Linked DNA regions of Mus musculus: all the other regions are linked to region 1. Evidence: chromatin loops called from intact Hi-C (ENCODE). Cell type or tissue: heart. All regions are shown on one strand. Region 1 has its middle 5.9 kb from the start of C430002N11Rik. Region 2 has its middle 44 kb from the start of Zbtb38. Region 3 overlaps Zbtb38 (zinc finger and BTB domain containing 38). Region 4 has its middle 38 kb from the start of Rasa2. Region 5 has its middle 53 kb from the start of C430002N11Rik. Region 6 overlaps Rasa2 (RAS p21 protein activator 2).

The links. Hi-C counts contacts between places; a loop is a spot of excess contacts. Peaks named below come from ENCODE experiments on the same cell type or tissue, not always from the same donor. Only the 100,000 strongest peaks of a DNase experiment are listed, where the experiment ranks them.
Region 2: a loop joins it to region 1, with 7 times the contacts of the local background. A loop is called at or near these places in 24 of 42 quality-filtered maps.
Region 3: it touches region 1 in a loop (1.9-fold over the local background); 10 of 42 quality-filtered maps call a loop at or near these places.
Region 4: it touches region 1 in a loop (5-fold over the local background); 24 of 42 quality-filtered maps call a loop at or near these places.
Region 5: it touches region 1 in a loop (8-fold over the local background); 12 of 42 quality-filtered maps call a loop at or near these places.
Region 6: a loop joins it to region 1, with 4 times the contacts of the local background. A loop is called at or near these places in 5 of 42 quality-filtered maps.

The regions. Positions count from the first base shown.
Region 1 is chr9:96,757,614-96,761,613 of GRCm38, reverse strand. No RefSeq gene overlaps it. Among named protein-coding and RNA genes, the nearest start is that of C430002N11Rik, 5.9 kb to the left of the region's middle. In heart, a CTCF peak has its summit at 2,338 (motif pointing right); a DNase peak (open chromatin) is centred at 2,463; H3K4me3 peaks cover 751 bases; H3K27ac peaks cover 1,171 bases.
Region 2 is chr9:96,673,974-96,677,973 of GRCm38, reverse strand. No RefSeq gene overlaps it. Among named protein-coding and RNA genes, the nearest start is that of Zbtb38, 44 kb to the left of the region's middle. In heart, a CTCF peak has its summit at 2,341; a DNase peak (open chromatin) is centred at 2,343.
Region 3 is chr9:96,697,960-96,701,959 of GRCm38, reverse strand. The region is part of intron 2 of Zbtb38 (zinc finger and BTB domain containing 38); the gene reads left to right. Among named protein-coding and RNA genes, the nearest start is that of Zbtb38, 20 kb to the left of the region's middle. In heart, a CTCF peak has its summit at 2,483 (motif pointing left); no DNase peak of the experiment used is centred here.
Region 4 is chr9:96,667,646-96,671,645 of GRCm38, reverse strand. No RefSeq gene overlaps it. Among named protein-coding and RNA genes, the nearest start is that of Rasa2, 38 kb to the right of the region's middle. In heart, CTCF peaks have their summits at 1,696 (motif pointing left) and 2,825 (motif pointing right); a DNase peak (open chromatin) is centred at 1,595; H3K4me3 peaks cover 818 bases; H3K27ac peaks cover 1,110 bases.
Region 5 is chr9:96,816,683-96,820,682 of GRCm38, reverse strand. No RefSeq gene overlaps it. Among named protein-coding and RNA genes, the nearest start is that of C430002N11Rik, 53 kb to the right of the region's middle. In heart, a CTCF peak has its summit at 1,920 (motif pointing right); no DNase peak of the experiment used is centred here.
Region 6 is chr9:96,571,326-96,575,325 of GRCm38, reverse strand. Rasa2 (RAS p21 protein activator 2) reads left to right here. Exons shown (of 24, transcript NM_053268.2): 10 at 3,305-3,461. Among named protein-coding and RNA genes, the nearest start is that of Gm28729, 48 kb to the right of the region's middle. In heart, a CTCF peak has its summit at 1,879; no DNase peak of the experiment used is centred here.

The DNA.
Region 1 (4,000 bases):
GTATATTTGTAATAGATATCTTATGTGTGCCCAAATATCCTTGACATCGAAAAGTACCTACAAACTAGTAAGAGGCAAGCAAGGCCACAGAAAGATAATGAGAGGATGAGAAGTAAAAGCCCACAAAGAAGACACACAAATGTTCTCCAAACGAACAACAACAAACAAACAAACAATAACAAAACCTGTTCATATTCACCTATGCTGACGTGGTTAGAGCTTCTTCTTTTTTTTTTTTTTTTAGATTTATTTATTATTTTATGTAAGTACACTGTAGCTGTCTTCAGACACACCAGAAGAGGGAGTCAGATCTTGTTACGGATGGTTGCGAGCCACCATGTGGTTGCTGGGATTTGAACTCTGGACCTTCGGAAGAGCAGTCGGGTGCTCTTACCCACTGAGCCATCTCACCAGCCCCGTGGTTAGAGCTTCTGATTCAAACTCTCCTATAATATTAACACATGGTGAGGGCTTCTGGACCCAGGCCCTTTCCTTACCTGCATATGAACTCACAAACTCACTTAATTCCACCGAGACTCTAATGGGTGGGACTTTATTATCTTAGCTTGACAGGTGTGAAAAGTATCAAAACTCTCGGGCATGAAAACATAGCCAAGACATTAGTCGGCAGGTAACAGGCTCAACCTTGGTGAGTTTGGCTTCAGAGCCCGTGGGCTCAAGTGCTAGATGGGAGTCCAGCCAGGAAAATGTCACATTGCTCATCAGATTCATAAGACTAAAAGAATGACAATATCCAGTAGTGACATCTAGAGCAAAAGGGAAGACCGTAACACACCTTGGCAGGTGGAGTGTGACTTATTTCTAATTTGAGGGAAATTATCTACTTAAAATTTAAGATATGTGAAATGAAAAATGATCATTCTCACCTTGAATGATGTATTCAATAGAAATTAAAACATGAAAATAGAAACAAGACATGATTGTTTTGACAGAATGACTTTTTTCTTAGCTCCTAGAAATAAACCTATTTGTTTCTCAGTTGTGACTGTTACATGACATGTGATCAGCCAAACCAAGAGTTATTACTCTCAATGTCAGCCTTGGTCCATTACCATATTTTTGTGGGTTGGAGAGGAGGGTCAGTGGTTACTAGCAATGGCTGCTCTTCCATAGGATCCTGACTCAATTCCCAGCACCCACATGGTAGCTCACAAACATCTGTTAACTCCAGTTACAAGGGGATCCGAAAACCTCTTCTGACCTCTGCAGGCACCAGGCAACACAAGTGGTACATAGATGTATATACAAACAAAACACCCATACATATAAAATAAATAAAACTAAAATTAAAATGTTTATTTCAGTTTTTATATAAATTTGCAATAAATTTCATCTCTTCTGTCAACAGAAAGATATTATTACATTGTTTCTTATAAACAAAAGGGTTATTTTTCCTGTTCTTTTTTTTTTTAAGTTAAAAAAAAATTTTTTTTTTTCAAGACAAGCTTTTACTCTGTAGCCCAGAATGTTCTGGAACTCACTATGTAGATCAGGCTGGCCTTGTAATTGTGACACTCCTTCTGTCTTCCAAACCACTAGTCACCCAGATGTTGGCATAAAATAAACATGACAACACAATAATGTACTACTTTGGTCTAAGTGGTCTCCAGTTGGCATCTTAATATAGTTCAACGTAGCAAACTCTCAAGGATGCCAACTTGAATTACCGAAAGGGATGAGGAAATATAAGTTCTTTTACTGCTTTTATTTGGGAGTATGGATTACTGGATTACTTTTGAATTTTTAAAACAATTTTGTTGTTTGTTAGTTGGGTTTATGTTTTTGTTTTTGTTTTGAGGCAGGGTTTCTCTGTGTAGCCATGGCTGTCCTGGAACTTACTTTGTAGACCAGGCTGGCCTCGAACTCAGAAATCCGCCTGCCTCTGCCTCCCAAGTGCTGGGATTAAAGGCGTGTGCCACCACGCCTGGCAAAAGAAATCTTTAAGTTCAGTCTGAGCCTTCATAAACTACGAAGAAGCCACCAGTCTTAAGTCAGGGCAAATCACCTCCTGGGGGTGGGTGGGAGGGGCTTGGGGGGAGGGGTTAGGGTGGGAGGGATGGGGGAGGGGAGGGTGTTCCTCCTCCACATCAGCCCCTCTGACGCTGACGTGCCTGGTCACATGAATCTTTGCTGGGGATGACCATTCCTCGCATCAGTGCAGTGGTGTTTTGCCCCCGAATGTCGTCAAACATTCCGCAGGGGACGAAAATCACCTCTGCTTGAGAACTGTGAAGAAAAACCCAGAGCACTGGCTCTCTGCTCTCTCCAGCGCTGACGCTGTCAATCTGTTTATAAGGGCTATTTTCATCAAAGCCACTAGAGGGAGCACTCTGCTGTTCGAGACACAACCAGAGCAGCAGGAGCAGGCGGAGACGGAGACGGAGTCTCCATCCCTGTTGGCTGGTCTCTACTTCAGACACTCTGGCTTTAATAGTCTTTCCTGTTGGGACTGATAACCTTTCGCCTTGAGGCACGAAGCGTCGCTGGTCTTGTGCTTTCCTGGTGTTTTCAGACACAGCGGGGAGAACATAATGATCTTGGCTTTTAAAAACATTCTTCCTAAGGCAGCCAGATGAATCATCCTTCTAAAAAAAGAATTTCCACGAGGGGAGCCTGTGGAACATTTACACTAGGAGGCAAAGACCCTAGTTCTCTCCTCGATCCTGCCAATTTCAGGCTGTGTGAGGTTGGTCAAGTTCTTCGGCCTCTCTGGTTTTACATATAACAGAGCTGAGGAGTCCGAGTTTAATACATTTAGTAACTTGCCTAGGGTCACTTGGTTGAGATGTGTGATCAAATAGGGATTTGAATCTGATCCATCTACTTCTTGGGGAAGCTGAGAACATAAAATGGGATGGGGTGTGTGAGAGTCTCAGAAGATAGAAAATTCCACAGGAGTTCAGTATGACGTTGTGCTTGTGCGCACATTGAGGGAACCAGGAGCCCAGAGAAGAGGGGCGTGGCTTCTGGTCCTTCGTGCTTGATGGACCCTGTCCCTGAAACTTGTTTTTCCCCTTCATGATAGAAATGGCAGGTATCCTCCACCTCTTAGGAGTTACTTAAATGATTCAATAAAAGAAAAGGATATATTCCAACATACCCACCTTTGTCTTTCTCTCTTCCCTTCCCCTCCTGTCTTTCTCCCTCCCTTCCCCTTCTGTCTCTCTACCTTGATTCTTTTTCTCAGCGTGGACAATCAAACCTAAGTCATCATGTATGCAGGGTAAACACGATTCTGCTGTAAACAGAATACCAGCATAAGGACTCCTAGATTGATGGGTAAAAATTAAGAGACCAGAAATAAAATCACTAATACTATGATCAATCGATTTTTTACAAAGAAGTGAAGACATGTCAATAGAGGAGATAGCAAACTGCCTTTTTTTTTTTTTTTTTGGTTTTTCAAGACAAGGTTTCTCTGTGTAGCCTTGGCTGTCCTGGAACTCACTCTGTAGACCAGGCTGGCCTCGAACTCAGAAATCTGCCCGCCTCCGCCTCCGCCTCCGCCTCTGCCTCCGCCTCCGCCTCCGCCTCCGCCTCCGCCTCCGCCTCCGCCTCCGCCTCCGCCTCCCAAGGGCTAGGATTAAAGTCGTGTGCCACCACTGCCTGGCCCAAAGTGCCTTTTAAGTAAACCTGATTTTAGGCCAGTTTGAGAACAGTCCTTTCAATAAGGGATGCTTAAGGGACAAGCCGGGCATCCACACTGAAAGCAGTGAACTTGGAATTCCACCTCACACCACCTAAAACCATTCACAGAGCTAAGCATCTACCGCTAAGGCTGCTACGGGAAACTCAGGTGGGCGTCTTCATGTCTTTGGACAAAGGTTTCTCAACCACGATGTGAAAAGCAGCAGCGATAAAAGAGAGCAAGCATTGGCCCTTCTTCAGACACTTCTTCAGAACATAACACTCTTGTGCTGCAGGTAACATCAAGAATGTGGAGAAACGTGGGGCTGGAGTGACCATCCACCAGTTACCA
Region 2 (4,000 bases), 84 kb after region 1:
AGGTGGGTTAGCTCATCTCAGTGGGGTTCTCTGTGTGACCTGAAGGCATCTGAGAGAAGAAAAGCTGTGGCTGGGGCTGGTGAGATGGCTCAGTGGGTAAGAGCACCCGACTGCTCTTCCAAAGGTCCGGAGTTCAAATCCCAGCAACCACATGGTGGCTCACAACCATCCGAAACAAGATCTGATGCCCTGATCTGTGTCTGAAGACAGCTACAGTGTACTTACATATAATAAATAAATAAATAAATCTAAAAAAAAAAAAAAAGAAGAAGAAAAGCTGTGGCTGATACTGCACACAGGACCACCATCTGCACATGGACCCAGGGAAGGCCTTGCCATGAGTCTTAGGCTCATGGGTGTCCCCATGTCAACTATCCATGTTTCCCCCAGGCTTCCTCTGCTCACTCAGAGAGATAGATGGTTTAGTGGCTAACAGAGCATACAGCTCTTAAGGAGGATCAAAATGTGATTCCCAGCACCCATGTCAGGTAGCTCAGAACAACCTGTAACTCCAGCTACACGGGACCCAAAGCCCTAGCCTCTGCAGGAGCCTGCACTCGTGTGAACAGAGCCTCTCTTGCCGTCACTTCACACACACACATGACTATAAAAGATACACATAAATCTTAAGATATCCTATTTTCATAATTGCTATTATTTAATAATTTGAATGAGAATCTAGTGAGGTCTGCGGCATCATTTCCTGATCAGTAGACGCCATTCCTCCCCCTTTTAAATTTAGCCATAAGGAAATGAGGTGTTCACAATGTAGGAATTGCCAAGAAGTCTTCCTCAGTGGAACCCTCTTCTTCCGTTAGGAAGCACACAACGCTGAAGACGTTGAGTGGACTTTGAAGATAGCTTTAATAGTTGTTGGTGGTGTTGGTTAGGTGCCAGGACATAAGAAAAACGAAGCAAGGCTAACGCTTTAAGTTTTCAAACTTGAGCAGTTGGAAGAATGGGGCTGCCTACAGACCGCTAGCCACATGCTCAGAGATTCAAATGAGACTGGCACCAAGTCCCTGAAGCACAGCTGAGTTAGGTCCTGAGAATCCAGGAGAAGCAGAAAGCGGTTTGCATGATCCGGAGAGAAACACACCAGAAAATGAGTAATTGCAACCACTGTAAAGTGCTGTGAAGAAGAGGCGCTTACTGCCTGGTGCTAGCAGGCCATGCCCTAGTCCAGTCATTCTCAACCTATGGGTCGTGACCTCTTTGGGGGTCACGTATCAGATACCCGGTGTATCAGATATTTACATTACTATTCATAATACTCGTGAAATTATAGTTAGAAAGGAGCAGTGGAATCACCACAGCATGGGGTCTGTATTAAAGGGTCACAGACTTAGGAAGGTTGAAAGCCACTGCCCTAGTTTAAACCTTAAGAAAAACTGGCCTTGAAGAAGTGACATGTGAGCTGAGTAACAGGTAGCAAGGAGAGGAGTTCTGGGCCCTGGAATGGTGTGTGCTGAGGTCCGCCTCTGGAGAGATCGCCTTGCATGGGAGGCCGGTCCTGACCAGAATGCAGGTGAGCCAGGCTTGAGATCAATAGGGATGACAAAGGGCTGAGATATGCAGGGCCTTTGTGCTGTAGATCTGGGTCTTGTATGAAGAGCAACCCAGAGGCACTTAGGTTAGAGACGTGGCTCAGTGCTTGCCTGGCATGTGTGAGCCCCTGGGTTCAATCCAAAGGATGGAAAGAAGAAGAAAAAAGAAGGGAGAGAGAAAGGGAGAAATAGAGGAAAGAGAAGCCCCCTGAGTTCAAGCCCCAGCATGGTCTACATATTAAGTTTCGAGCCAGCCAGATAGAAAAACCCTGTTTCAAAAAAAAAGCAAGCCACATTGGCTGAATGTAGAAAATGCCTTGGTGGACGGTGATGGCTAGAAACAGCTGTTAGGAAGTGACTGAGCTAAAGGTGATAGTGACTTAGATTGTATGTCTGCAGTGGCAATGGGGAAGAAGGAGAAAAGCTGAGAGAGACTTAGAAGGTAGAATCAGTGGGACTTGGTGTTGGGTTGGATTTGAGACGCTAGGGTTAAGGAAGGACCAGGGATCATCTTTTGGTTTTAGAATGATTCATACCGGAAATGAAAGATGTCTCCCATGAAGCTTATATAAGAAAGAAGCCAGAGTTCCAGAGATGAAAGATGAGTCAAAGAAATGCACCCACCCCCCCAAAAGGGTGACATGTGGAGAAGGCCAGAGCTTAGATGGGAGCCAGAATCTTCAGGACAAACCAGTGTCTGCAGAGATCAGGTTCGTTCAGTGCCCTCTGCTGTAGAATAGCAAAAGCCCAAAGTCTGGGCAATCAGCTACACACCCTGGTCCCCCTAATGGTAGGGCAAGGAAATGGCATGTCAGCCATAGAAGGTTACTCACGTCACAGGAGCAGCCAGGCACTGCCAGAGAGGAGCTGACACATCTCTGAGATGGCTGCTTTCTCTCCTACAGTCAACCAACCTGAGACCACGTACAAGAGGCAAAGAGAACATATTTAATTAAGACCTTTAGCCCTGCTTACAGCTTTCAAATACCCAGACACATAATATACAGGATTCCATCTGTATTCTTGTCCTTTACATTTGAGTTTAGGGAGGGGCCGGCTGTCACCACTCCCACAGACACCAGCTAGCCCTTTCTCCACCGTATGTCTTTGTTCAAGCTCCTGGCCTATTAAAATGGTCTCTTCTGTCCATGGGGTCATTTCTTAACACTTAATATGACAGTTTCTGCACCCCAGTGCTGGTGAGAGACAGACTCAGACCTCTGCATCTCTTTGCCTGGGGCCTCACTGCTACTCTGTGGGATGAAGTCCTTGGTGAGCATGTGCTGTGGACATGAGCACAGCTGTGTCACAAACCCTAATGCCTCAGATGCATGGGAATGATGAAACCTTCCCTTTACCCTTGTGCAGATGTTGATAGTATGAGCAGAAAAGAATGCACTACGGCTTCCTCCTCCCCAGTGTGTACAGCCTGAGACAGCTACCCTATAGAGACCTCCTACCAGGATAAGCTAGATCTGCTTCCTCATTAAGACAGACATACAGACAGACAGATATCCATCTCCTCAATTTGGATGTATAAAATAAATGCCCTGTTTCTGGGCAGCTGCTGGTGTGTCTCCATCAAAGCATACAGCCCACCTGATCTCAGAGTTTCTGTATGCATGTCTGTGTGTCTGTCCTTTCTTCAAAGATCCCTTCATTGTTCCAGTTGGTCAACCCCACAGCCACTCAGGTCTTGGCCTGCTCTCTGGGAAAATCCATCCTCAACTCAGCCTCTGACGTGAAGCAGGACCCTCGAGAAGAGTGAAGCCCAGGGTCCCTTTCCCCAGCACGGTCCTCCAAGCAACTGTATAGTGACATCAAGGTGAGACACCCACCGAGCATACAATCTGCCATCCAGCCTGACCAACATCCCAGTTTGCCCAAGACTGAGGCCACTCCCAGCACGCAGACCTTTTAGCATGAACACTGACAAGTGAGGATGGATGTTTGGTCGTGGAAATGGGAAGTCTCTTTAGAAAGGTGGGGCTGGGGAGAGGAACTAGCTACCCATTAATGGAAGGAGAAGGAATTGGGAACCTAAGTGAAGGAAAAGAAATCGGACCACATGGAAATGCGTCCTGGCTGTACATGTCCAGGCTGGGAGAGAGAGGGGATCCCCATGGGGCCCACTTGCAGACCCTACTGAAGTCCTTCAGTCAACTCACATAGCTCCATCCACTCGCAGTTCTCTGAAGAGCAAGTGGCTTCTGGCTGCCTACACAAGGCACTTCCCCCAGAATTTTTAAAAAGCGCTGGCCTTTCCAAGTCTTCTTAGTATAGGATATCTGTGGGTTTTCCTGCTGAGCCCTTTCTTATTTTTATGAGGAAAACCCCTAAAGTTCCTTCAAAAGCCACCCTGACCCTCTTCTTCAACAGCCCTGCTTTCCAAGCAGATCTGAAATCAGGATCAGGTGACTGGGGCTTGAGTAGGACCTTACTGAGAACTTTCC
Region 3 (4,000 bases), 60 kb after region 1:
GGAGGCCACTCGGAAACTTAGTTCTTTACACACCCCTAACATCAGTTATACATACATGGGGCCACCTTTATATTTTCAGTGCTAAGCACTTTCTTAAAACCTTTTAGATATAGCCTTACTTTGTAGCTCTGGCTGGCCTGGAGCTCACAGAAATCTGCCTGCCTCTGCCTTCTAAGTGCTGGGGTTAAAGGTGTACCCCACCATACTTAGCCTGGAAATTAACTTTAAAACTGTTGACAATTCATTCTAGGTATCTGAGACAAAGGCCTAGACCATGGGCTCTAAGCAAAATGTTACCATAGAGCTTAAAGGACTGTTTTCTCCTTTCCTTCCTTCAAGTCAAAGAAGTGGTACTGTTAGCTTGGGGTGGAAATGGCCCTGGTTGCCAGCTGCTGGGCTGTGGGGAAGTAATTGGATCCCAAGGGCTCTGACCTCCTCAGTGGCTTACTCCACAGATGAATCCATATTCATGTCATGAATCCATAACTTGACAGCATTGCCAGGAGTGGGTGGGAACCAGGAGCCTGGGCAAGTTTGAAGAAGTAAGTCAACGTGCTCGGTCCCAGCACCGCTCACCCATTCTGCTCCCTGGCTGCCATGGCTGAACTGCCTCTCTCCTCTGTGTTCTTCCCCCAAGATGTCTGCCTCACCAAACATGGACTGAAAGGAAACGGGCCAAAACAAATCCGCCCTCTTTAGATTGTTTTTGTAGGTGTTTGTCTCAGAGACTTAAAGCTAACACAGTATCTTGTTCGTTATTACAAACTTGGGTGTTTTGACTTGTGCGTGCAGAGTATCTTTGTGGATCGATAGCCCTGGCATGTCCCATGCAGCCCAGCTCGAGTGGTGTACCTGGCAGGCAGATCCCCCAAAATGATCATTTGTCGGAGTGCTTTTCCTTTTCCAAGTCAGACAGCTTTCTTGACTTTCTCGCACTTGCATGTTTTCCCCCAGTAGCACAGGAGATAGCAGAGATGTCCACACTGCCAGGGCTGAGCCCTGTAAACTGGGAACAGCACCAGCATCGCTGCCTAGTGCTGATGCCGTAATAAAGGAAACAGTAGTGGCAATTGCATAGCTGAACAGTCTGGGAAACTGGTAAATAGTCTCAGCCCTCCTAGCATCTTTACTCTGTAGTAAGGCATACACTGCCAAGTAACTTTTAACCAGTATACTGGAAAGGTAGGGGAGAGCCTGCATGCCAAGAGTGTGCAGCAATTGAGTGGTTTCTGGGAAGAGGGAGGGAATGTCAGATGGAGACCAGGGTGGCTTGCATTCTGGGCTAGAAGGTATTCTAGGTTCCAGAAGCAACACGTGAAAAGGGACATATTAGAGTAGCAGAAAAAGAGGTTGGATGGTGAAGAAACCTCATAAGCCTTTGTAAGAATGTTAGCATCCACACACAAGAGTCTAACTCTTCTCTGGCCTAGAGAATCTTCCATATCTCATGAAGGAGGTTCAGACTGGAAGCTGGTCTCCATGTACAGAATCAATCTCCCTCTCCCTCTCCCTCCCCCTCCCCCTCCAGCATTCTTCTGAGGCTTCCCACAGTTGATCTCATGGTACACCCTTACTAGAACCTCACAGTCCTCCTCTTCACTGACTGTAGTAAAAGGGTCAGTCTATACTCTCTGTTAGAGGAAGCACCAAAGCTCGCCTTCCTTCAGGCCAGGAAATCTGGGCTATGTGGATGGTTTTGGGGCTGTGCACTGAACACTGACTGATTACATACCAGGCTACACCTGGAAAATGCCTTTGGTACAGCTGCTGTAAACACCTGCACTGCTAAGGGCTCCTTGGCCCAGGACATCATCAAGACCCATTGTCTGGCAAGGCCCAGGTTGTCCTGAAGAGTGCCGTGAGGGCAGCTCTGGCCCTCATCCTCCACTGCCCCACTTGAGGGCCCCTAGAGCATATTCCTCAGCAGCTTCCAGTGATCTCCTGACCTGTGGCTCACTGGTTATTATGACAGCCCTTCTGCTTAAAGCCTTACAGGTCCATCTCTGCAGGCTTCTTCAGCGGTGATCCTGTGTGATAAACTTGCAGTTTGGACCCAGTGCCCTTTTGCCTATAGAACAAGTACCTTCTAGCAGGCTGAGCACCATCCCCCATCAGAAACCACTTCCCTTGTTATATGAGTAACTGCTACGGGCTGTTTCTCCATCTCTCCTATGAGCGTGACAATGATACAGCTTCTATATCTCAAGCCTCGCCTCAGTTCATTCATTTACTCCTATCAGGGTATAGTAATCTTTTCATTTTGTCTGGTAGAATCCCAGGATTGTGGTGGACATTAAATGAGTTAATATGCAGAATGCTTCACAACCTGAAATGTACTGAGAAAAATAGTTATTGAGAGTGGATTTGGGGACTGGAGAGATGGCTCAGTGGTTAAGAGCACTTCTCTGCTGAGAAGCCAGGTTTGGTTCCTAGCACACACATCGGATAGTATTCAAACCCTTGAAATTCCAGTTCAGGAGATCCAGCACCCTCTTCTGGACTCCAGTGGTACTGCATATGTGTCATGCACATAAACTCACGCAGATACACACAAATGTATAAATAAAAGTAAGTAAATCTTAGAAAGCAAAGTGGATTTGGATAATTTAGAAGATGAAAACTGTAGTCCACAACAACTGTCTTTATGTAGTAATGATTTATAAACATATACCTATTTATGGTAAAAATTATTTAGTTTTTGAGTAAGTATTTGCCAAGGGCCTTCACATGTCAGGCCCTATTCCAGGGGCATAAGATCCATCAGTGAAGTCAAAGCTTGCTGCACTGTGGGGCTGAATTCTATCAAGCAGACCGGTGGGTGGTCAATGTAAGCAGTGTAAGCCGAGTAAACAGTGTGTGGTGCTGGACTGCACCATGCGCTGTGGATCCAGAAGGCCGTGGGGGTGGATGGACATGCGAGTACAGGAGGTAGACCTTTGAATTTTCATTTTTGCTTGATTCTAAGACAAGGTCTCCTGTGTATCCCAGGTTGGTCTCAAACCTATGTCGCCTGCTACTTGTTCAGACTCCCATTCTTCCTTCCTTACCATCTCTGTGCTGATTCCAGGCCTGTGCGGCCACACCCGGCATTGCAGGCCGGGTTTCTCACCAGGCTGAGCCATCTTTGCTTTATACGCTTTTCTCGTCTTACTCCACAAAACCTGAGTGGCGTCTGTGTGTCACACGCAGCAAGAGTAGAAAGGCTTTGTTCCTTCCTCCCACAGCTCACTCTACTTCCTAGGAAGGCAGTGAAGAGGAAACAGTGGCCCCCCCTTTATCTACGGTTAGACAGTCCTTCGTTTCAGTTATCTAAGGTCAGGTATACTCTGATCGTATGTAATGGAAAGGTCTAGAAGCAACTCATGAGTTCTAACTAACTCTTATTATAGTCTGTTTAATTGTTAAATTACGATTAATGTCTAATTGTACCTAATCTGTAAGTCAAACTTCATCATAGAGTATGCATAGGGAAACTGTATTTGTATGTGGTGAGGGTGGAAGTCTCAGGGCCCTGCACATAACTAGGGACTAGGACATGTGTGGTAATTGTCGGTGAGAAAGCACTATGAAGACAGTGGTGAGGGGAGTGTTGACTTACAAACACATTAATTTTCTGATACAAATTGGTGTTGCTTTAGACAAACTGTCTCAAAGAAGTGACATAAGGGGAAAAGGGTGTACAAGGAAGGCCTGAAGAGTTAGTGATAGCTCAGGATGGCCGGGGCAGGTGGCGCTTGCTTTCATATTGCCTTGAATCAGGAAACAAAGCGGGGGCTTGCTACCAGCAGCCCACTTCCTTCAGTGACGCACTGCCAGCTGAGGACCAAGTGTCCTACGTAGAGGGGCCTATGGCAGACACTTCATGTCCAGGTCAGAGCAAAGGGGAGATAAGGTAGGGCCATAGAGAAGACGTGCCTCGGGATTCAGAGCCAGGCCTGAAGCATGAGAGGAAGTCATCCCTAAGCAGGGCCTGCGTTAGGGTTCATTAAAGGTTCCAGGG
Region 4 (4,000 bases), 90 kb after region 1:
AACAGCAACGAAATTCAGCGAGCTACGTCTAACAATCTCCTCTGAAACTGAATTCAAACACAACACAGCGCTGGCTCATAGCTGATACTCGGTCTCTTCTAACGTAAGTGGTACAACCTCCTTTTAGGACACATTGAAGAAAAAGCTGATTAAAACAGCACCAAACATTCAACATCAGCCAAGACCCGGCCAGGCGGTGCGCCAGATGCTTTCATCTTTATTTAAAAGAATCTGGGGGAAAAGGTATTACTTTCACTAATCACTAGATGCGGAGCCTGCGGGCCCAAGCCAATGACTCCACTCGTCTAGGTGTTGAAAATGTACTTAGAACAGAGATGAGACACCCTGTTTATTTACTGGGCAATTCCTCAACTTCAGATATCAATTTACCAATCCACAAACTACACCCTTCCACATGTCACTCTGTATACGGAACAAGCAACCGTGAACTTCCCATCCTGCCTCTCCCTGGTTGTCCAATCAGCTCGCAGAAGCACGGCAGGACAGACAGCTATGAAGATCGACCCAATTTCCAGGAGCTCTCAAGGTTAAGAGAAGTATCTCCTATAAAGTAGATTAAGTATAAACTCAATAAAGGTAAAAAGCAGCTTAGTATAGTTGTGTACACATATGTAGCCGCTGTGTATTGAAAGAGCTAATACATGTATGTGGGAACATTGTTTTCACACGATACAATCATTCTGTAGATGTCAGAGACCCCTCTGCCCACCCTGCACCCCCTTTGTGTGTGTGTGTGTGTGTGTGTGTGTGTGTGTACATGTACATTCTTGCCCTTTTTGGTTTTTCGAGACAAGGTTTCTCTGTGTAGCCCTGGCTGTCCTGGGACTCACTCTGTAGACCAGGCTGGCCTCAAACTCAGAAATCCACCTGCCTTTGCCTCCCGAGTGCTGGGATTAAAGGCGTGGACCACCACGACCAGCTATACTGTCTCTTTAAACTAGAATGCAGGAACAACCTACCCCTCTTGGTCTTTCAATGCCTGCCTAACGTGTAACTGTATGATGAACGTGTAACGAGTTTGCTAATGGTGACCATTTGTTTTCAATCTTTTGCTTTTGCTTACACATTTTTGATAGATTTTTATAGCAAATGTAAAAATAAATTGGGGAAAAGGCTTTCTGTGTGTCTCTCTCTCTTTTAAACACAAAGTCCTGACAGACAAAACCCCATCCCATTATGAGGTTTCTTGGAAGTTTGCATGAGTTCAAATTCTGAGTTTCTCCAAGCTATTCAGAATTCTGCTCTTTGTTTTGAATGTCATATAAACAAAAGCTCGTGTCTTCGAGAATTCTCCTTGCCTGAACAAATGCCATGATGGAAGGGGAAAACCCTACAAAGGAGGCTGGGCCAAAGTTGAACTAGAAGTAGAAATCTCTCTCTGCGACATCTCATCTCGGCTGCGTCCCACTCTCCAGTCATCTCTGTGCATCTCTGTGGGCTGAGGAACCGCCTCTGCTCTTCCAGGCTGTGGGTGGAAGATGCGGTCTCCCCACTTCCCAGGCATTTTCCGACCTGCCATGCCCCGCGTGCGCGGATTGGTTCCTCCATGGTCAGGAGTTTGCCCCTGGTCCAATGAGCTCTCACTGTAGAGTCAGAACCCCGCAGCGGAAGACAGATGCACAGGCTCCACCCACAGGTGAACCTCACGCTGGAAAAGGCTCTCGAGTGCCACCCCGTGGTCCTACAAAGACAAGAGGTTTGGGGAAAAGCTGTTAAAAACAAAACCCTGCAGGATGCTGGAAGATCTGTCATCACGGCTTCAATTTGACTGCTTAGCTTCCTGGGCTGGAGTTCCCCAGGACAGCTGTGCCTGGACAGTCAATCAAAGATCCGCCTGACCTAGATGTGGGCTAATGAGTGAGCGGCAGCAGCGTTTTGCGTTGATTTGTGAGTTAGATGAACTGCAGCGATAGAAGATGTGAATTTGTGCATCTATAAAGGATGCCTCAGCAGCTGCCCACCATGGATCTGAAAAGTAACCTTACTCTGATAGTATCGATTTCACTTTGCTGGGCTGTTTTTTTTTTTTTTAGGGACGTTTGGGATGGCATGGTGCTCCATGCCTTTAATCTCAGCACAGGCAAGGTCGAGCCTGGCCTACATACCAAGCTCCAGGACAGCCAGGGCAACATATATTCAGACTCGTTTAGCTAGTAGCATTTGGTTTTAGACATGTTCTTTTTGAGACTTAAATTTTGTTTAATTTGTGTGTACCTGTGTGTTCACACATGCATGTGTGTGTATTCAGGAACACAGGCCATTTCACACACGTGAGGTCAGAGAACTTTCAGGAGTCGGTCCTCTCCTTCAAACCATTTGGATCTCAGAGAATAAATTCCCGTATTCAAGCTGAACCATCTAGCTGCCTCCCTTTTGGAGAATTTTGTTTTAATATTCATTTTTTTATTTTCAATTCTGCATGTCTGTGTGCAGACATGTGCGTTTGTGTGCAGATGCCTGCAGAAGTCAGAGGTGTTGGATCCCTCTGGAGCTGGAGTTAGAAGCCATTGTAAGTGGCTGATGTGACCCTGGGGACCAAAATCGGGCTCACTGCAAGAGCCACCTCTCCTGCAATCTCTTTGAGAATTTTTAAATAAATATAGTTGTATCTGAAAGTGAACATGCTTTGAGAATAAGCCGGTGGAGGCTTACTTAGACTTTCTGGCGGCTGCAGTCCTGTCCCCCAATGAAAGTATAAGCAGGGAAGCCCACCAGCTCTGCAGTGTGGTGGCATCTGAAGGCAGCAGAACCACTGTCATGGAGGGATGCTACTTCTGTGCACAGGGAGAGGGAAATCCCACCAGCAGAGGTCACTGATGTACCAGGAGGGAGTCCAACGCAGCTCTTCTCACACTTGTGCCTGCCTTGCTCCCTGCGCAGCAAGTTGAAGGGAATCAGTGCAGAACTGTGTGCACGCTGTTGACACATTTTCTTCATGAGGCCCACCTTTGGTACCTTCAACCTAAGGCTGTTTATTTTAACACTGATTTAACACTCAAACTAAAGCAGCCTTAGATTGTATATCACCAAGTTTAACCTGGCCCAGAAAGTAGTTGTATGTGCTTCTAATCTGGAACTTAAGAATGGCACCACCTTCCCCCAACACATGCATGCCTATGTATACACACCACGCAGGCACACTTGAACACATACACCCAAACGGCTTGAGTTTGCACACAGAGCCCCCTACTGAGTAGGAATGAATGCCATGTCGTGATGTAGAGTGGTACAGACACCAAGAAGAGGAGGTGCCTGTGGGCTATCTGCATCTGAGCCACTCAGGGTGTCAGAGCTAGCTATGGGCAGCAGCTGTGTATGATGGAAAGCTCTGCTGGCCTTGAGTGGTCATCATTAGACTTTCTATTAAAAGGGGAAGGGAAGGGGGCGGTGGAGCGCCTAGACACCACCACATTGTTACAGGACAGAACTCATCTCTTATATTGTCCCAGACTAAGATGCTGCCAGTAAGGAGCCAAAAGGACTATGACCTGTCTCCCATGCAACCATCTGGGTGATGGGGCAGCCAGGTACAACTCACAGGCACTGGGAAAAAAAAATGGTGATAACCCTGTAGTGCCAGAGGGATGGATGAGGGCAGGGTTGTGGGGAGCGGGTGTGGTGGCAGTCCTAAAGGCGCCAGGGACTGCAGCTAAGTCATATGACTTGCACCTGACTTCCTCATATAAGACACAAACATCTTGAGTGCTGCGCAGGTGTACCAGGATACAGGTGAATCCAATTTGGTGGAGATTTGCCCCTGCTGCCCTGATTAGCTGAAGCCTCGTGACTGGTGAGGTGGCGTGGCCTGCTGTGCGTGGATGGGAACTGAGAGTATAAAAGAGTGAGAGGCCCAGGGTTCGGGGGAGATATAAAAACAAGGGAGATATAAACAAGGGAGATATAAACAAGGGAGTTATAAAAACAAGGGAGATATAAACAAGGGAGATATAAAAACAAGGGAGATATATAAACAAGGGAG
Region 5 (4,000 bases), 59 kb before region 1:
AACAAAAATTAAATTTTATAGAACATAGATATTCTTTTTATATTCTTTTTTAAAACACATTTTATTTATCTTTTTATGTGTGACATGTTTATGTGTGTACATTTGTGTCAGTACAGGTTCAAGAGTGTCATGACAGACTTTTTTTTTAGCTTTTTTGTTTTGTTTTGTTTTTTCGAGACAGGGTTTCTCTGTATAGCCCTGCTGTCCTGGAACTCACTCTGTAGACCAGGCTGGCCTCTAACTCAGAAATCCGCCTGTCTCTGCCTCCCGAGTGCTGGGATTAAAGGTGTGCACCACCACGCCCGGCCCTTTTTAGCTGTTTTTAAAACGTTTTTAGGGCTGAAGAGACAGCTCAGCAGTTAAGAGCACTGACTGCTCTTCCAGAGGTCCTGAGTTCAATTCCCAGCAACCAACCACATGGTGGCTCACAACCATCTGTAATGGGATCACATGCCCTCTTCTGGTGTGTCTGAAGACAGCAACAGTGTACTCATATAAATAAAATAAATAATTCAAAAATAAATAAAAACATTCTTATTCTTTGAGAATTTCATATAAAACATTTTTTACCATATGCAGCCCCATCTTCCAACTTGTCCAGATTCATTTCTGCCTCCTACTCAACTTCATGTTCCACCCCCACACACACATACACAGACCCCTACCCCCTCGCCCCCCCCCCCCAGGCCCCTTTCTCGGCTCCTTGCCTCTCCTTTCTCCCTGTGCTGGAACTGCAAGTGGCCGTTACCACGCTGGGCTGAGCATTCTTTGTCAAGCTTCGCTTTGAACAGACTTAACAAACTCAACTATATGCTATTGGAATTAGAGTTTACTCGTTTTAGTGCCAGGAATCGAACCCAGGGCCTCGCACATGCTAGGTAAGCACTCTGCCACTAAGCCACATCCACAACCGTGTTCCTCTTTCAAAAGAGGAGCTCAGTGATGTGCCCAGGTGGCCTTAGCCTCCCATCAGACCGTAACCTCAAGGTCCTCCTGCCTCAGCCTCCTGAGTACAGGCCTGTGCTGCTGGCCTGGTGGTAATAATTAGCAATAATAAATGGCTTTCCAAGAAAACTACTAAACACCTGATCGAAGGTCTTTCATCATAGGCTCAGCAGAATTAGACTTGGAAGAAGTCTTCGGTAAATCCCTTTTTCAGAACCCAAGAACTAGGACAGGAAAGGTGGGGATACACGCCTCGCTGAATCTTCAGAAAGCCCCTCGAGGCGGGTTCAGCATCCCAGGCTGGGTAGGTCACCCTGATGTGTTAGATAGAATGTAGCTGCAGATACACAGGGTAAAGTAGTGGCTAGTGGGATGCCAGCCCGATCCTCATGGCTCAAGACTTGCAACTGAGTATCAGGAGTGTAGCCCTGTGTTCACACCTACCAGGAGCTAGCTCAGTCACAAATCTGTCCATGAGGAATCAGCCGAATACACAGGCATGACCAGGCCCTCCTAGCTGCTGAGGCCTGGCTAACAGCTGGGACAGATGAGCATCCGTGAGGAAAGGGTCACCAAGAGGAACAGAACTCCTCAGGGCTGCGGTACCCTCAGCAGGAGGATACCCTTGGGGCTGACTTCAGATGTGTCAGCCGAGTGAGAGTCCTGCCTCCCTACATGGGCTGCGTGAGTCTTCCAAGAGAGGAGAATGCTTTTCTAAATAGTCTGCCTTGAGTCCAGCCTAGGTAGACACAGGGGCTCTGGCCACTCTATTCCCTGGAAGAGACTGAGCGGCCTTAGTAAGGGGCGTTTCCTATGGCCTCTGCAGCAGTCCTACCAGATGTTGTGTTTGGAGAAGGATGTCAGTAAATTAAAAATGGGGGTCGCTGCAGTTACAAATTTAAGTCTAAATGGTTAGGGACTATTCCAGCCATCCTGGCTTATTTTTCTTTAAGTAAAACAATGTAGCGAGCGATAGTGTGTTCAACCACTAGAGGGCAGCATCAAATAAGCTATTGGTCTTTAGGGTTGGGTCTGCCTTATAGAAAAGTAGGTTCGCTTGTGTTTTAAGAAGTCGACAAACTGCCCTTGTTTGCCTGTCATGGAGGAGTTTCCACAGGCAAGCTTTTCCATGCTAACATCTGAGAAAGCCTAAGGCAAAGTAAAACAAGCCAGTGACTCAGGAGTTACACATGAAAACAAATGTATTATATCGTTCACATTTTATAGAAAAGTTTGACTGGGTGATTCACAGAGCTAGCTGGTGTGAAGCAGAATTGGATTAAAGGAACATGTTCTCTTTGTTTGTTTTGTTTGTTTTGTTTTGTTTTTCAAGACAAGGTTTCTCTGTATAGCCCTTGCTATCCTGCAACTCACTCTGTAGACCAAGCTGGCTTCAAACTCAGAGAGCCACCTGCCTCTGCTGGGATTAAAAGCGTGCACCACCGCCTGGCTAGGACCATGTTCTTTTTTTTTTTTTTTTTTTTTTTTTTTAAAATTTTTACTACTTTTATTTTTTTATTTTTTTTTTCCATTTTTTATTAGGTATTTAGCTCATTTACATTTCCAATGCTATACCAAAAGTCCCCCTTACCCACCCACCCCCACTCCCCTACCCACCCACTTCCCCCCTTTGGCCCTGGCGTTCCCCTGTACCGGGGCACACAAAGTCTGCGTGTCCAATGGGCCTCTCTTTCCAGTGATGGCCGACTAGGCCATCTTTTGATACATATGCAGCTAGAGTCAAGAGCTCAGGGGTACTGGTTAGTTCATAATGTTGTTCCACCTATAGGGTTGAAGATCCCTTTAGCTCCTTGGGTACTTTCTCTAGCTCCTCCATTGGGAGCCCTGTGATCCATCCATTAGCTGACTGTGAGCATCCACTTCTGTGTTTGCTAGGCCCCGGCATAGTCTCACAAGAGACAGCTACATCTGGGTCACAAGAGACAGCTACATCTGGGTCACAAGAGACAGCTACATCTGGGTCACAAGAGACAGCTACATCTGGGTCACAAGAGACAGCTAGGACCATGTTCTTAAGCAGGACACCGCATAATAGTCCCCTGAACAATCTGGGTCACTGTTAGGTTTCATGCTACCCAAACCTGATCACCATGGCTTAAGCAATAAAGTCATGTGTCAATCCTTTCAAATGGGTCCAGCATGCTCTCAGGATCTCAGATGCCTGCGGACGTCACACGGGCAGAACAGGGGCTCCTTGATTCCAAGGAAGCAGTGAGTTTATTAGGCACATTGCTGTTCCTGTCAAAGCTGCTTCAATTTAAGTGCATTAATTACTTTTCTATTGCTGAGATCAAGGTAATTTACACAAGGAAGAGTTTATTTGGGGTTTGTCTTAGTCAGGCTTTCTATTCCTGCACAAACATCATGACCAAGAAGCAAGGTGGGGAGGAAAGGGTTTATTCGGCTTACATTTTCCACATTGCTCTTCATCACCAAAGGAAGCCAGGACTGGAACTCAAGCAGGACAGAAAGCAGGAGCTGATGCAGAGGCAATGGACAGATGTTACTTACTGGCTTGCTCCCCCTGCCTTGCTCAACCTGCTCTCTTACAGGACCCAGGACAACCAGCCCAGGAATAGCACCACCCACAAGGGGACCTCCCACCCTTGATCACTAATTGAGAAAATACCTTAATTGAAAATACCTAGATCTCATGGAGGCATTTCCTCAAGGGAGGCTCCTTTCTCTGCGATAACTGCAGCTTGTGTCAAGTTGACACACAGAACCAGCCAGCACAGGTTCCAGGATGTTGGAGCAGAGGTCGCAGGCAGCAGGTGGCCATAACAACAGCCGAGGACTCATATCTTGAACTACAAACAGAAGGCAGACCGGGCAATCAGTAAGCTCACCACTGGCTTTTCAAATCTCAAAGCTTGCCCCTAGACACAACTCCTCCAACAAGACCACATCGCTTAATCCTTCCCAAACAGGTCCATCAACTGGGGACTGCATATTTAAACATACTAGCCTATGGGAGACAATCTAATTCAAGCCAGCACACTGAGGAAGAGTGGGTGCTAACAGAGCTAACAGT
Region 6 (4,000 bases), 190 kb after region 1:
AGTTTCTGAAGAGAGGACTTCAGAACCAGGAGCTCACTGATTAGCTAGGCTGGGTGGGCAGTGAGCTCCAGGGACTGCCTGTCTTTTCCTGCCCCGTGCAAGGATTGCAGATGTGCACACCACTAAACCCAGCTTTTACATGGGTGCTGGGAACCTAAACTCGGATTCTCATGCTCTGCAGAGCAAGCACTTTATCAGCTGAGCCATTTCTCTGACCTCTGTCTCTTCCCTTTAAAGGTCACTTTTTAAAATGAAATGTAATATTTGTGCCTGCTTATTAAGTGTAATAGTCACTTGTATATACTGTGTAATGATCAAATCAGGATAGTCAGCATTTCCATCTCTCAAATACCATTTCCATGTTGGATGCTGGAGAATTAGACTGTGCTGAACCGTGACATCAGTTGTTACGGACCATAGTGAACCTGTTGGATTATAAACAGAGCTGCTACTCCCACGCTGCATTGAGAGCCCGTTCTAATAATAATACCTTTCTCTGATGATCTCCCCTCCTGCCTCTAGCAACTTACAGTCTTTGTTTTTATGTGGATCAACTTTAGTTTTCACAAAGGAATAAGAACTTGTGGCCTTTGTCTTTCTGTGCCTTACTTCACATGATAAAATGACCTCCAGTTCCAGATGGGTTACCATAAGTGATAGGATTTCACTCTTTAATAGCAAACCGTCTGTTGATGAGTAAATGAATTTAAATAACGTGGTCTGTACACACTGGGATGTTAACATAAGAACCGCTCTTTAGAACTCAGCTGCCTAGAAGAGGAGTTGGTGTTGACTGTTTAGGGGTTGGGTTTTTGTTTTTGTTTTTGTTTTTATTGTTTTAGTTTCTGAGACAGAATCTCACTATTTAACCTTGACTGGCCTAGATCTTACTATGAGGACCAGACTGTCCTTGAACTCAGAGATCCACCTGTCTTTGCCTTCTAAGTGCTGAGATCTAAGCTGTGCACACTCCAGCTGACCTAGGACTTAGACGTTTCTCTTTGGTCTCACTTGCCTTTAAAGGAGCCTGCCACCAGACAGTCCTCATTGGGATTCTGCTATTCCATAGCCTTCCTTAGAGAGACTGTATTTTAGACTAATTTTCAAATTTTATTTTTTAACTCTTCCAATGCAAATCTAAATGTATTAGTCTCTCTAAAAACATTTTGTGTGTTTTAATTTCTAAATGCATCCAGAGAAGGAGAAAAATGACTTTAATTGTTGAGAAAAATGTATTACCGTTTGCCTCCCCTGCCCCCATGTCATATTTCCTCCCTTCTCCATGAAAATTCCTGAACTCAGTTTTTAAGTCTTGAAAATAACATTCCATACCTTTAGTACAGAAGAAAAAATGAGTTGTTGTGTCTCCCAGGGGCCTCCACAATGAGCCTCAGACCTGCCCCCACAGTGTGACACAGTCTTTCCATATACTTTCAAATTTGACAGAACTTTCTACCTTGGCCAACTTGGAATATTAACAGACAATAAGTAACTTTATTTCAATTTCTTCTATCAATAGTATAAATACTTCATGTGCTCTTGAGTGCTGGTGTCTTTGAGGTCAGAGTCGTTGAATCCTCTGGAGCTGGAGTCACAGGTGATTTGTGGCTGCCTGATTTTGGTTGCTAAGAATTGAACTCGTTCTTTGTTTATGATCTCAACCATTGAGCTAGTTCTCTAGGCTCCAATAAAAATATTTTAATTTAAAGTAGTCTGTCAGAAGCATAAATGCTAAAATTTATGTAGCATAAAAGAGAAGAATCTGCTAATGTATATGAATTAATGTACATTGTATGGAAGTATAAAAATGTTAATGCCATTTTAATTGAAGATCTTGATCTCCTTTATCACTTATAGAGCTGTAGCATCCTCTAGTGGTATTAAAGATAACTGCACAAAACCTCATTCCATTCAGGCATAGTTATTTCTAACGTTGATATTGCAAAGGGTCATAATAACTTATTAGTAGGCAGTACTCTTGCTTTAAGTTTTTCTATTTTCTTTTTTCCAGTAATTTCCATTAGTATTTGCCTATTATATTGTATGTCTAAAAACTGGTTTTTGATGGTTTAGTTTTTTTAAGATTTCTATTTTATGTATATGAGTGTTTTGCTCTATGTATGTCTGTGTACTGCATGTATGCCTGGTGCTTGTGGGGGTCATCAGATGGTGTCAGATGCCCTGCCACAGGAATTAGAGATAGTTGTGAGCCAACATGTGGGTCCTCTACAGAAGCGGCAAGTGGTCTCCACTGCTGCATCATCTCTCCAGCTCTACTTCCTATTTAATTTTATTTGCAGATTATAATACAATGACTCATGCCACTTTCCCTTGCTTTCTAAGACGTCTTTTGTTGCCCTTATGTACATATTACTTTTATGTGTGTCCCTTGCGCGCGCAGCCTGTGAATGCCTGCAGGAATTGTTCTCTGTTTCCACCACTTGCCTTCTGGGTATTGAAGTAAAGGCATCTCTGTTTACCTTGAGTCGGTTCTTGGTGGTGGGGGAACCTGGGAGAATGAAACGGACTACAGTCTCGTGCTAGCCAGCCGCACTCAGAGCATCACACATTTCATACTCGGAGTGATTTACCTCCTTAACCTTGATTGTTTTTTAATTGGTGATAATTAGATTGGACGTTAGCATTGTCTTTTTTGTGTTGATATTAGCTAATTTTCATTTTGCCATGTGTAGATAATAGAACATAATTTGATTGTTTTTTTAAATAAGTTTTTTTTAATAGAAATTACACCATTCCTAGGTAAAAAGATGTAAAAGAGAATCCTGCCTCCTTCCCCAGTGCCACTTGCCTAGGTCCTATTTCTGAGCCAGCCTCTGTTCTCTAGATTCTGGGAATATTTTCTATATTCATAGGCAAATGCATGTATATATTTTCATTCGTTGTTTTGTTGTATTGAACCTGGGTTTCTGTGTGGCCTGGGAGTCATAATCTCCCAAGTGCACACACGACCACATGCCCACCTGTACTATGCCTGTATGTTTACTCAACAGTGTAGTAGAACACTATAGATAGGCGTTGACTCTTGATGGTGGTTTACAACTTATACTCTAGAATCAGACAGCCTTAATTCAGGTCCCATCCTCGCCAGTAACCACTTGCTCTGTGCTTCTTATTTCGTGGGCACAGTGAGGGCTGAATGTGCTGAGAACACAGTCCGCCCATGAGCTGCAGTCTGGCCCTGGCCCGTGGTTTCTTCTTCAGTAGCTCAGCTGTCTACTTATCCCGCTTGCTCGTTAACTCACTACCATCACGTGTAGTACCATCAGCTGTACTTTTACTTTAGGTACTTGCTACAGCCAAGAGACAATGGAAACAAATCATCTAAAACCGATGACCTGGGATCTCTTCTGTTAACTCTCTGCTATACAGAAGACTGCGTGCTTCCATCAGAGTACTATGGACCGCTGAAAACTTTGCTGCTAAAGTCACCAGATGTTCAGGTACTTTAAAAATCTTTTTTTTTCCCCAAGTGTTTTGTGATTTGTTCTGGATTTGTATATAGGTACAAAGCTTCAAGGGATAAACCCAGAAAAACGGTCAGCTTCATCCGTCCACATGTCGGAGGAGCCCTTGTGGTCAGCTCTGGGAACTACTTTAAAAATCTTATATGATCCCCAAGTGGGGCAGTCTCTGGATGGTCGTTCCTTCAGTCTCTGCTCTGAACTTGGTCAGACTGCCCCACTTGGGGATCCATGCCATAAACAAACCCAGGCACTATGGCAGATGCCAAAAAGAGCTTGCTGACAGGAGCCTGATATAGCTCTCTCCTGAGAGGCTCTGCCAGTGCCTGGCAAATACAGAAGTGGATACTCACAGTCATCCATTGGATGGAGCACAGGATCCACAATGAAGGAGCTAGAGAAAGTACCCAAGGAGCTAAAGGGGTTTTCAGCCCCATAGGAAGAGCAACAATATGAACTAACCAGTACCCCCAGAGCTCCCTGGGACTAAGCCACCAATCAAAGAAAACACATGGTGG